Regions from separate parts of the Homo sapiens genome. Here region 2 is linked to region 1. A link is an interaction called in ENCODE POLR2A ChIA-PET data of the cell type or tissue named here. Cell type or tissue: OCI-LY7. All regions are shown on one strand. Links, peaks and the distances in the headings refer to the core of each region. The heading gives the core; the rest is flanking DNA. Region 1 has its middle 6.0 kb from the start of DVL3. Region 2 holds the start of FAM131A (family with sequence similarity 131 member A).

The links. ChIA-PET counts read pairs that join two places held together with the same protein. Peaks named below come from ENCODE experiments on the same cell type or tissue, not always from the same donor. Only the 100,000 strongest peaks of a DNase experiment are listed, where the experiment ranks them.
Region 2: POLR2A ChIA-PET joins it to region 1 with 10 read pairs; 6 of 35 experiments call an interaction of 5 or more read pairs at or near these places.

Annotation. Positions count from the first base shown.
Region 1 is chr3:184,147,194-184,151,578 of GRCh38, forward strand. It overlaps the pseudogene RPS3P3. Among named protein-coding and RNA genes, the nearest start is that of DVL3, 6.0 kb to the right of the region's middle. In OCI-LY7, for the core only: no CTCF peak of the experiment used is centred there; no DNase peak of the experiment used is centred there.
Region 2 is chr3:184,337,300-184,341,684 of GRCh38, forward strand. FAM131A (family with sequence similarity 131 member A) reads left to right here and starts at 301. Exons shown (of 6, transcript NM_144635.5): 1 at 301-419; 2 at 1,088-1,230. The coding sequence starts at 332. RefSeq lists enhancers at 843-1,454, 3,546-3,625. In OCI-LY7, for the core only: no CTCF peak of the experiment used is centred there; no DNase peak of the experiment used is centred there.

The DNA of each region.
Region 1 (4,385 bases), core at 1-4,000:
AAATTTGATGCTGGAGTGGCCTAAAAAATAGAAGAGGCTGGAAGCATGCATTAAAAGCAAAACAAAAACTTTCCAGTTAAATACGGAAAATTAAACACATGAGCCTTTATGCCCCCTCCAAAAATTCTATTGAAATACCAGTAAAGGAATTATTTTAAAAAGGCACGTGCTGGCTGGGCTCAGTGGCTCACACCTGTAATCCCAGCACTTTGGGAGGCCGAGGCAGGTGAATCACCTGAGGTCAGGAGTTCAAGACCACCCTGGCCAACATAGTGGACCCCCGTCTCTATTAAAAATACAAAAAAGCCAGGCGTGGTAGCTTATGCCTGTAATCCCAGCACTTTGGGAGGTCAAGGTGGGTGGATCCCCTGAGGTCAGGAGTTCGAGACCAGCCTGGCCAACATGATGAAACCCCCATCTCTACTAAAAATAGAAAAATTAGCTGGGCCTGGTGGCAGGTGCCTGTAATCCCAGCTACTCAGGAGGCTGAGGAAGGAGAATCGCTTGAATCTGGGAGGTGGAGGTTGCAGTGAGCCGAGATCGCGCCATTGCACTCCAGCCTGGGGGACAAGAGCGAGACTTCATCTCAAAAAAAAAACCAAAAAACACAAAAGTTTAGCCGGGCATGGTGGGGGGCACCTGTAATCCCAGCTACTCAGGAGGCTGAGGAAGGAGAATTGCTTGAACCCAGGAGGCGGAGGTTGCAGTGAGCCGAGATCATGCCATTGCACTCCAACCTGGGTGACAAGAGCGAAACTCTCAAAAAATATAATAATAAAGCCACATGACCCAGTGATAAGGAAAATAGGAGGTGACAATGAATGAGAGATGCCAACATTTTGGAAGATGAAAAACAGAACAGTCAACAGTCACTTAACAGAGTAGAATGAGTTGGGTTCTACCTGCTGAGGGAGTTAATGGCAAGAAGTAAGCCAATGTGCCCTTCTGAACCCATAAAAGGTTCAGCACCTCAGAGGAGGGTATGGACTGACGCTGAGAACTAGGGGTGGGGTGGAAGGAGATTACACGATGATCTGTATAAGAAAAAGCCCCACCAAGTCCCAACCTCATCTGATCCAGCCAAGTGATTACCCCTACTCCCTTGCATAAAATGGGAGATTCCGTCTCTGGAGAAATGGTAGGGAGGAAGTTAGCAAAGATAGACTTAAGGTTTCCTAAGCCCAAAGGTCACAAGTTTCCAGACCAACTGTCCATGAGTGCCCAGCATAATGAATGAAAAAGCCCATGAAATTTCAGAATGTCCAGGGGAACTTAAACTATCAGAGCCTCTGCATTCAGCAGCAGGCATAGTGGGGATAGAGGTGAGGTATTAGATTGAAAATGAAGAATTAAGTGAAAATATATGAGCGGTGAGACTCAACATCAGCACACACTGACAGAACCTCCAGTATGAAAAGAAACAACTGCAGGGAAAAAAATGCCTATGCATACTGACACTGACATTTTTGGTTTCTTCAACAACAAAATGTCAGCTTTCCCCCCACATGATCACCCTACAGTGAAGCCTATTCATTAATAATAAAGCTTGTAAATAGACTGAGCTTCCAATCCACTTTTTGGTATCTCACTGTTAAATATGAATAGACAGCAAAGGACCATTAAACATCTGAGTAACCTTCCAATATGAAAGACCAAAACAAACAAATAGAAAATTGAAACCAAGGAAACAATAACAAAGTAGGGAGCTTTCTGAAAACTTCATGGGGAAAAAGCTACAATAACTATTCTCAAAACTCAAAGAAAAGATATTGTGTCTATGAAGTACTTTAAAAAGGAAGAATTGGAGAAGAAAGAGTTCTTAGAAATTAAAAATAAGTAAACTAATTCCTTCTCTTGAGAATTGGAGGATTCGAGGACCAAATAGCAGGGTAACGTTTCACTGTATTTCCATTCTTACATACTTCTTGAATCTTGAATCATGAATATATTATCTATCCAAAAAAAAAAAAAAAGTAGTAAAGGATCAATCCATAAGGCCCAAAATCATCTACTGGGCTGCGGAAACAGAATAGGAAAAATCGGCTGGACGTGGTGGCTCATGCCTGTAATCCCAGCCCTTTGGGAGGCCAAGGCAGATGGATTGCTTGATGCCAGGAATTTGGGACCAGCTGGGCAACATAGCAAGATCCCATCTCGACAAAAAATTTTAAATTATCAGCCAAGGGTGGTGGTGTGTGCCTGTAGTCCCAGCTACTCGGGAGACTGAGGTGGGAGGATCACTTGTGCCCAGTTCGAGGCTGCAGTGAGCTATGATCACACCACTGCACTCCAGCCAGGAAGACAGAGCAAGACCTTGCCTCCAAAAAAAAAAAAAAAAGGCTGGGTGTGATGTGACTCACACCTGTAATCCCAGCACTTTGGGAGGCCAAGGTTGGCAGAGGATAACTTAAGCCCAGGAGTTTGATACCAGACTGGCCAATGTGGTGAAACCCTGTGTCTATTAAAAATACAAAATTAGGCCTTTCCTTTCAGTGGAGCGTGGCGGCAAGATGGCTGTGCAAATTTCCAAGAAGAGGATGTTTGTCACTGATGACATCTTCAAAGCTGAACTGAATGAGTTTCTTACTCAGGAGCTGGCTGAAGATGGCTACTCTGGAGTTGAGATGCAAGTTACACCAACCAGGACAGAAATCATTATCTTAGCCACCAGAACACAGAATATTCCTGGTGAGAAGGGCTGACGGATTCGGGAACTGACTGCTATAGTTCAGAAGAGGTTTGGCTTTCCAGAGGGCAGTGTAGAGCTTTATGCTGAAAAGGTTGCCACTAGAGGTCTGTGTGCCATTGCCCAGGCAGAGTCTCTGCGTTACAAACTCCTAGGAGGGCTTGCTGTGTGGAGGGCCTGCTATGGTGTGCTGCGGTTCATCATGGAGAGTGGGGCCAAAGGCTGCAAGGTCATGGCGTCTGGGAAACTCCGAGGACAGAGGGCTAAATCCATGAAGTTTGTGGATGGCCTGACGATCCACAGTGGAGACCCTATTAACTACTACGTTGGCACTGCTGTGTGCCACGTGTTGCTCAGACAGGGTGTGCTGGGCATCAAGGTGAAGATCATGCTGCCCTGGGACCCAACTGGTAAGACTGGCCCTAAGAAGCCCCTGCCTGACCACGTGAGCATCGTGGAACCCAAAGATGAGATACTGCCCACCACCCCCATCTCAGAACAGAAGGGTGGGAAGCCAGAGCCATCTGCCATGCCCCAGCCAGTCCCTACAGCATAACAGGGTCTCCTTAGCAGCTGTATTCTGGAGTCTGGATGTTGCTCTGTAAAGACCTTTAATAAAATCTCATACAAAGACAAAAAAATATATACAAAATTAGGGCTGGGCATGGTGGCTCACACCTGTAATCCCAGCACTTTGGGAGGCTGAGGCGGGCAGATCACCTGAGGTCAGGAGTTTGAGACAATCCTGGCCAACATGGTGGAACCCTGTCTCTACTAAAAATACAAAATATTAGCTGGGCATGGTGGTGCATGCCTGTAATCCCAGCTACTCAGGAGGCTGAGGCAGGAGAATCGCCTGAGCCCAGGAGGCAGAGGTTGCAGTGAGCCGAGATAGCTCCACTGCACTCCAGCCTGGATGATAGGGTGAGACTCCTTCTCAAAAAAAAAAAAAAAGAAAAAAAAAGTTAGCCGCATGTGGTGGTGTGCACCTGTAATCCCAGCTACTCAGGAGGCTGAGGCACGAGAATCACTTGAACCCAGGAGGTGGAGATTGCAGTGAGCTGAGACCACACCACTGCACTCCAGCCTGAGTGACAGAGTGAGACTCTGTCTCAAAAAAAAAGAACATTTTAATTACCATTTTTCCGTTTTTTTTTTTCTTTTAGACTGAGTTTTGTTCTGTTGCCCAGGCTGGAGTGCAGTGATGTGGTCTCAGCTCACTGCAATCTCCACCTCCCGGGTTCACGCGATTCTCGTGCCTCAGTCTCCTGAGTAGCTGGGATTACAGGTGCTTACCACCACACACGGCTACTTTTTTGTTTGTTTGTTTTTTTGAGAAGGAGTGTCGCTGTCACCCAGGCTGGAGTGCAGTGGCGTTGGGATTACAGGCATGGACCTGGTCTTAATTCAAGAATTTATTGTTGGCTGGGTACGGTGGTTCACACCTATAATCCCAGCACTTCGATAGGATCGCTTGAGCCAAGGAGTTTGAGGCTGCAGTGAGCCATGATTACCTCACTATACTCCAACCTGAGCAACAGAGCAAGGCCTTGTCTCAATAAACAGGTAAATAAAACAAAGGAGTAAAGTATCCAGGAAACAGATTCAACACAGAGACAGGTAAAGGGAATTTTGAGGATGCAGAGAAGTCCCAGGATGACAGCTGTGCACAGGCTGAGATAGCCGGCGGTGCAGACCA
Region 2 (4,385 bases), core at 1-4,000, 190 kb after region 1:
CTGGTTGGTAGCATTTCTGGGGACCAACAGCTGGCCGAGGCTCAGGGATAGAGACGGCTGCTCCAGCTAAAGGTCAGTTGTGATGTACATTGCCTGTTGGCACTGTCTAGGGAATGGGCCTCAGCTCCCCGAGTCCCAGAGAGCTTGGCTGAGCCCTGGTGTTCCCACCTCCTCAGAGCCATGAGGCAGGAATGTTCTCCTTATGTGACTAGGCACAGGTTCCAAATGGGGAGGGGACTGGCTCAGCATCCGGAGCCAAAACAGGAATAGAACTGGGAGCTGAGCCTGGAGCGGTTCTGGGCTTTTGGTTCTCTGCATCAACACAGCCAGCATGCCTATGATTTCTGTGCTGGGCAAAATGTTTCTGTGGCAGCGTGAAGGGCCTGGAGGACGATGGACTTGTCAGACAAGTCGCAGAGGTGAGACCAGGGATCATGGATGTGATCTGGGAGATGATGGGAAGCTGAGCAGTAGGGTGCTTAGGTGGAAAAGGAAAATTACTCTGGCTTAGATATTAAGAACCAGGCTGAAACAGGGAGAACCAGGCTGGGGCCAGACAGGGCATCAGGAAACGGCTTCAGGGGACAGGGGTGAAAATCAGAAAAAATATCATGAGTTCGTCAGAAAAGAAGAGTAAAGAGCTGTGGACCAGCTGAGGCTGGCGAGAGGAAAGAAGGCAGCAGGAAGAGAGAAGGAAGGCAACCCTCCTGCAAAGGGTCCAGGGTGGCGGTGGTGGGGGGGACAGTGATGGCGGAAGAACTCAGTGTGCTTTCCAAGAGGAATGGGTAGGCTGGGAAACGGGAAGGAGAGTCAGAATTTATCATTGTTTGGTTTCACCCTAGGGTTTTGAGGCAAAATTTATCCAGAGCAGGAAGGTGGCAAGTGGGCTGCCACAGAATGGCCCCAGGGGCCCGAGGGTCAGTGATGTGTGGGATGGGGGCTTTTAGAGTTGAGGAGAGCACTCAGTGGGCGCTGGTCTTCTGGAAGGTGGGGGAGGGGCCGAGAAATGATACGGCAATACTGGATGAAAATGGGGATCTCTGCAGAAGTAGGGGCACAGCTCAACAGCCTTTCCCCTTCCTCTCAGTGTCCTCGGACCCCGCTTGGGCTGTGGAGTGGATCGAACTTCCTCGGGGTCTCTCTCTATCCTCTTTGGGATCTGCTCGAACCCTCCGAGGCTGGAGCAGGTCCTCCCGCCCTTCCTCGGTGGACAGTCAGGACTTGCCAGAGGTGCTGGGCCCCTGGTGGTGGGGGGAAGGAGGACGTCATCCATATAAAGGGGATCTGCAGCCCCCACCCACGCCTGGCCAGCCAGCTTCTGGCTCCCTTTTCCGGCGGGCGGAGGCGCTATCCGGCGGCGGGCCGGGAGGCCGCCCCCGTGCCGGTCTGCTCTGCTCGGCGCTGTGCCAGCAGGCGGAGAGCTCGCGCCTTCCGCGCTGACGTCAGCGCATCCCGGGCCGTATCCCGGGAGACCCTGTTGCGTGGTGATGGGTTGCCAGGGAGACATACACCTTTTCTCTGGGCCTGGGCCGCAGCTGCGCGGAGCGCCGGGCACGGATGGCGGCGGCTGAGGGGAGCGAAGCGAGGGAGGGAGAGCAAGCTAAGAAACACCCAGCAGGTGCTCCCCCGCCTAGGCCTGGCTGGAGGCTACTGGCGCCACCCTGGGGGCCCTGTCAGCCAGGTACCCAAGGGGAGGGATCGAGGGTGGGCCTCAGGTCAAGGGGCAGTGTTGGCTGCCCTTGTGAGGGACGGGAACGTGATAGAAGAGAGCTGGGCAATGCCGGGGAGGGATGTGTGCCTCCAACTTCATTAAGTGAGGGAAACATTTGCTGGGGCTTGTCAGGGAGCCCTGAGCCAGGTACAGGGTGGAGTTAGGAACTTACGTGCATCAGACTTAGGCCTTGCCATCCTGAGCTCCCTCGGGAGACAGACAAGGGCAATGATGGGGGCGGGGTGTGTCAGAGAAAAGAAGAGGCTGTCGGCTGAAAGCATTATTTGCAGGTGACACTTGAGATGGGCCTTAAGTGATGGCAAGCATTTTTTCACGTAAGGATGGCATTCTTGGCCCAGAGGAAAGCTGAGTTCCTTTTCCTGGAGGCAGGCGGGCTGCTTGCTGACAGGGATTGGTGGAGAAGGGTTTTTGTTTTTTGTTATTTATTTTTATGTATTTATTTATTTGAGACGGAGTTTCGCTCTTGTTGCCCAGGCTGGAATGCAATGGTGCGATCTCGGCTCACCGCAGCCTCTGCCTCTGGGGTTCAAGCGATTATCCTGCCTCAGCCTCCAGAGTAGCTGGGATTACAGGCATGCGCTGCCACGCCCGGCTGATTTTGTATTTTTAGTAGAGGCGGGGTTTCACCATGTTGGCCAGGCTGGTCTCCAACTCCCGACCTCAGGTGATCCGCCTGCTTCGGCCTCCCAAAATGCTGGGATTACAGGCGTGAGCCACTGCGCCCGGCCTGAGAAGGGGGGTTTTATTGGGCAGAGGAGATCAGCAGTGGATTCAAAGGAGGCTTGGAAGGAGGCAAGGGTGTCACAGAGTGGGATCCTTCAGGGCCTGGGTATGATGCCTGCACTAACCTCACTGGACAGTAGCGTAGGCTAGACAAGATTTTAGAGATGTGTTGTGACCAGCTGCACTCCAGGAAAACTGTTTACATTATATCTTACCTCATTCATCCAGCCTTTGCATTTTTGTTTGCTTGTTTTTGAGACAGAGTCTTTTTCTGTCGCCCAGGCTGGAGTGCAGTGGCACAATCTTGGCTCACTGCAATCTCCGCCTCCTGGGTTCAAGCAATTCTCCTGCCTCAGCCTCCTGAGTAGCTGGGATAACAGGCACCCGCCACCATGCCCTGCCCATTTTTTAAATTATTTTTAGTGGAGATGGGGTTTCACCATGTTGGCCTGGCTGGTCTCAAACTCCTGACCTCAGATGATCTACCCACCTTGGCCCCTTGGCCTCCCAAAGTGCTGGAATTACAGGCGTGAGCCACCACGCCTGGCCCAGCCTATGCATTTTTTTTTTTTTTTTTTTTTTTTGAGATGGAGTCTTGCACCGTAGCCTAAGCTGGAGTGCAGTGGTGCGATCTCGGCTCACCGCAACCTCCGCCTCCCGGGTCCTGGTTCAAGCAATTTTCTTGCCTCAGCCTCCTGAGTAGCTGGGATTACAGGAACGTGCCACCATGCCCAGCTAATTTTTGTATTTTTAGTAGAGACGGGGTTTCACCATGTTGGCCAGGCTGGTCTTGAACTCGTGACCTCATGATCCGCTCACCTCGGCCTCCCAAAGTGCTGGGATTACAGGCATGAGCCACTGACGCCTGGCCAGCCTATGCATTTTTAAGAAATTATTCTGTATTAGGTGCTGTGCTAAACATTGGGCACTACAGTGACCAAAACAGACTGAATTCCCCAAGAGCCAAAGACCAGTGAGGGAGACCAACAAGAAACAGGAAATGCAAAAGAGACCATTATTACTCACTATGACTAAGGGCCACAAATGGGGTACGTTGATGGAGAGTGATTTGTTAAGAGACTACAGAGGGAGGACAGACTACCAAGAGGGGGGCCAGGAAAGCTCCTCTGACGAGGTGGTATTTCAGCCCAAACTGGAAGAATGAGAAAGAGCTAGCCAGCCATCAGAATAGTCCAGAAGAGATGGGGAGCACTACACTCACTACACTTTGGCCTGAGAAAATAGCATGGGATTGGAGGAGGCTGGGGGAACACCACTTCTGCCGACCTGGGCAGGAGGCATTGAGGGCTTGAGAAAGGGCAATGGCAGTAGCAGTAGAAAGGACAGGGTAGGAGCAGGGACTTTGCAGGTGGAATCATTAGGTCTTATCAACAGATATGGGCAAGCAAAGCCAGGGGAGAATTGATGGTAATGCTGAGGTTTGGAGCCAGGCTAGATGGGACAGTGGTGGGTGATGCAAAGGAAAGAGGTCAGGAAGCAGGGCCAGACGTGGGGAGAAGGTGTGGGGGTTTGGTTTCCATCTTGCCGAGTCTGCCGGAATGTGGATGGGAAGACCAAGAGGAGGAGCAAGGGGCAGAGGGGAAGGGAATCTTAAAGAAGTCCTGGATGCCACACTCTTCTTCCTTCCTCCTCTTCCCTCTCCTCAGAGGTCTCACTCGTGGTTCTTCATTTCCTGCCCTGCCTCCATCTCCTCTGGGTGCTGGGAAAGTGGAGGATTAGCTGAAGTTTTGCTTCTCGGGGCCTGTCTGAATCTCCATTGCTTTCTGGGAGGACATAATTCACCTGTCCTAGCTTCTTATCATCTTACATTTCCCTGTAGCCACTGGGACATATGTGGTGTTCCTTCCTAGCTCCTGTCTCCTCCTCATGCCTTTGCTGGGTATGGGCATGTTAGGGGGAAGGTCATTGC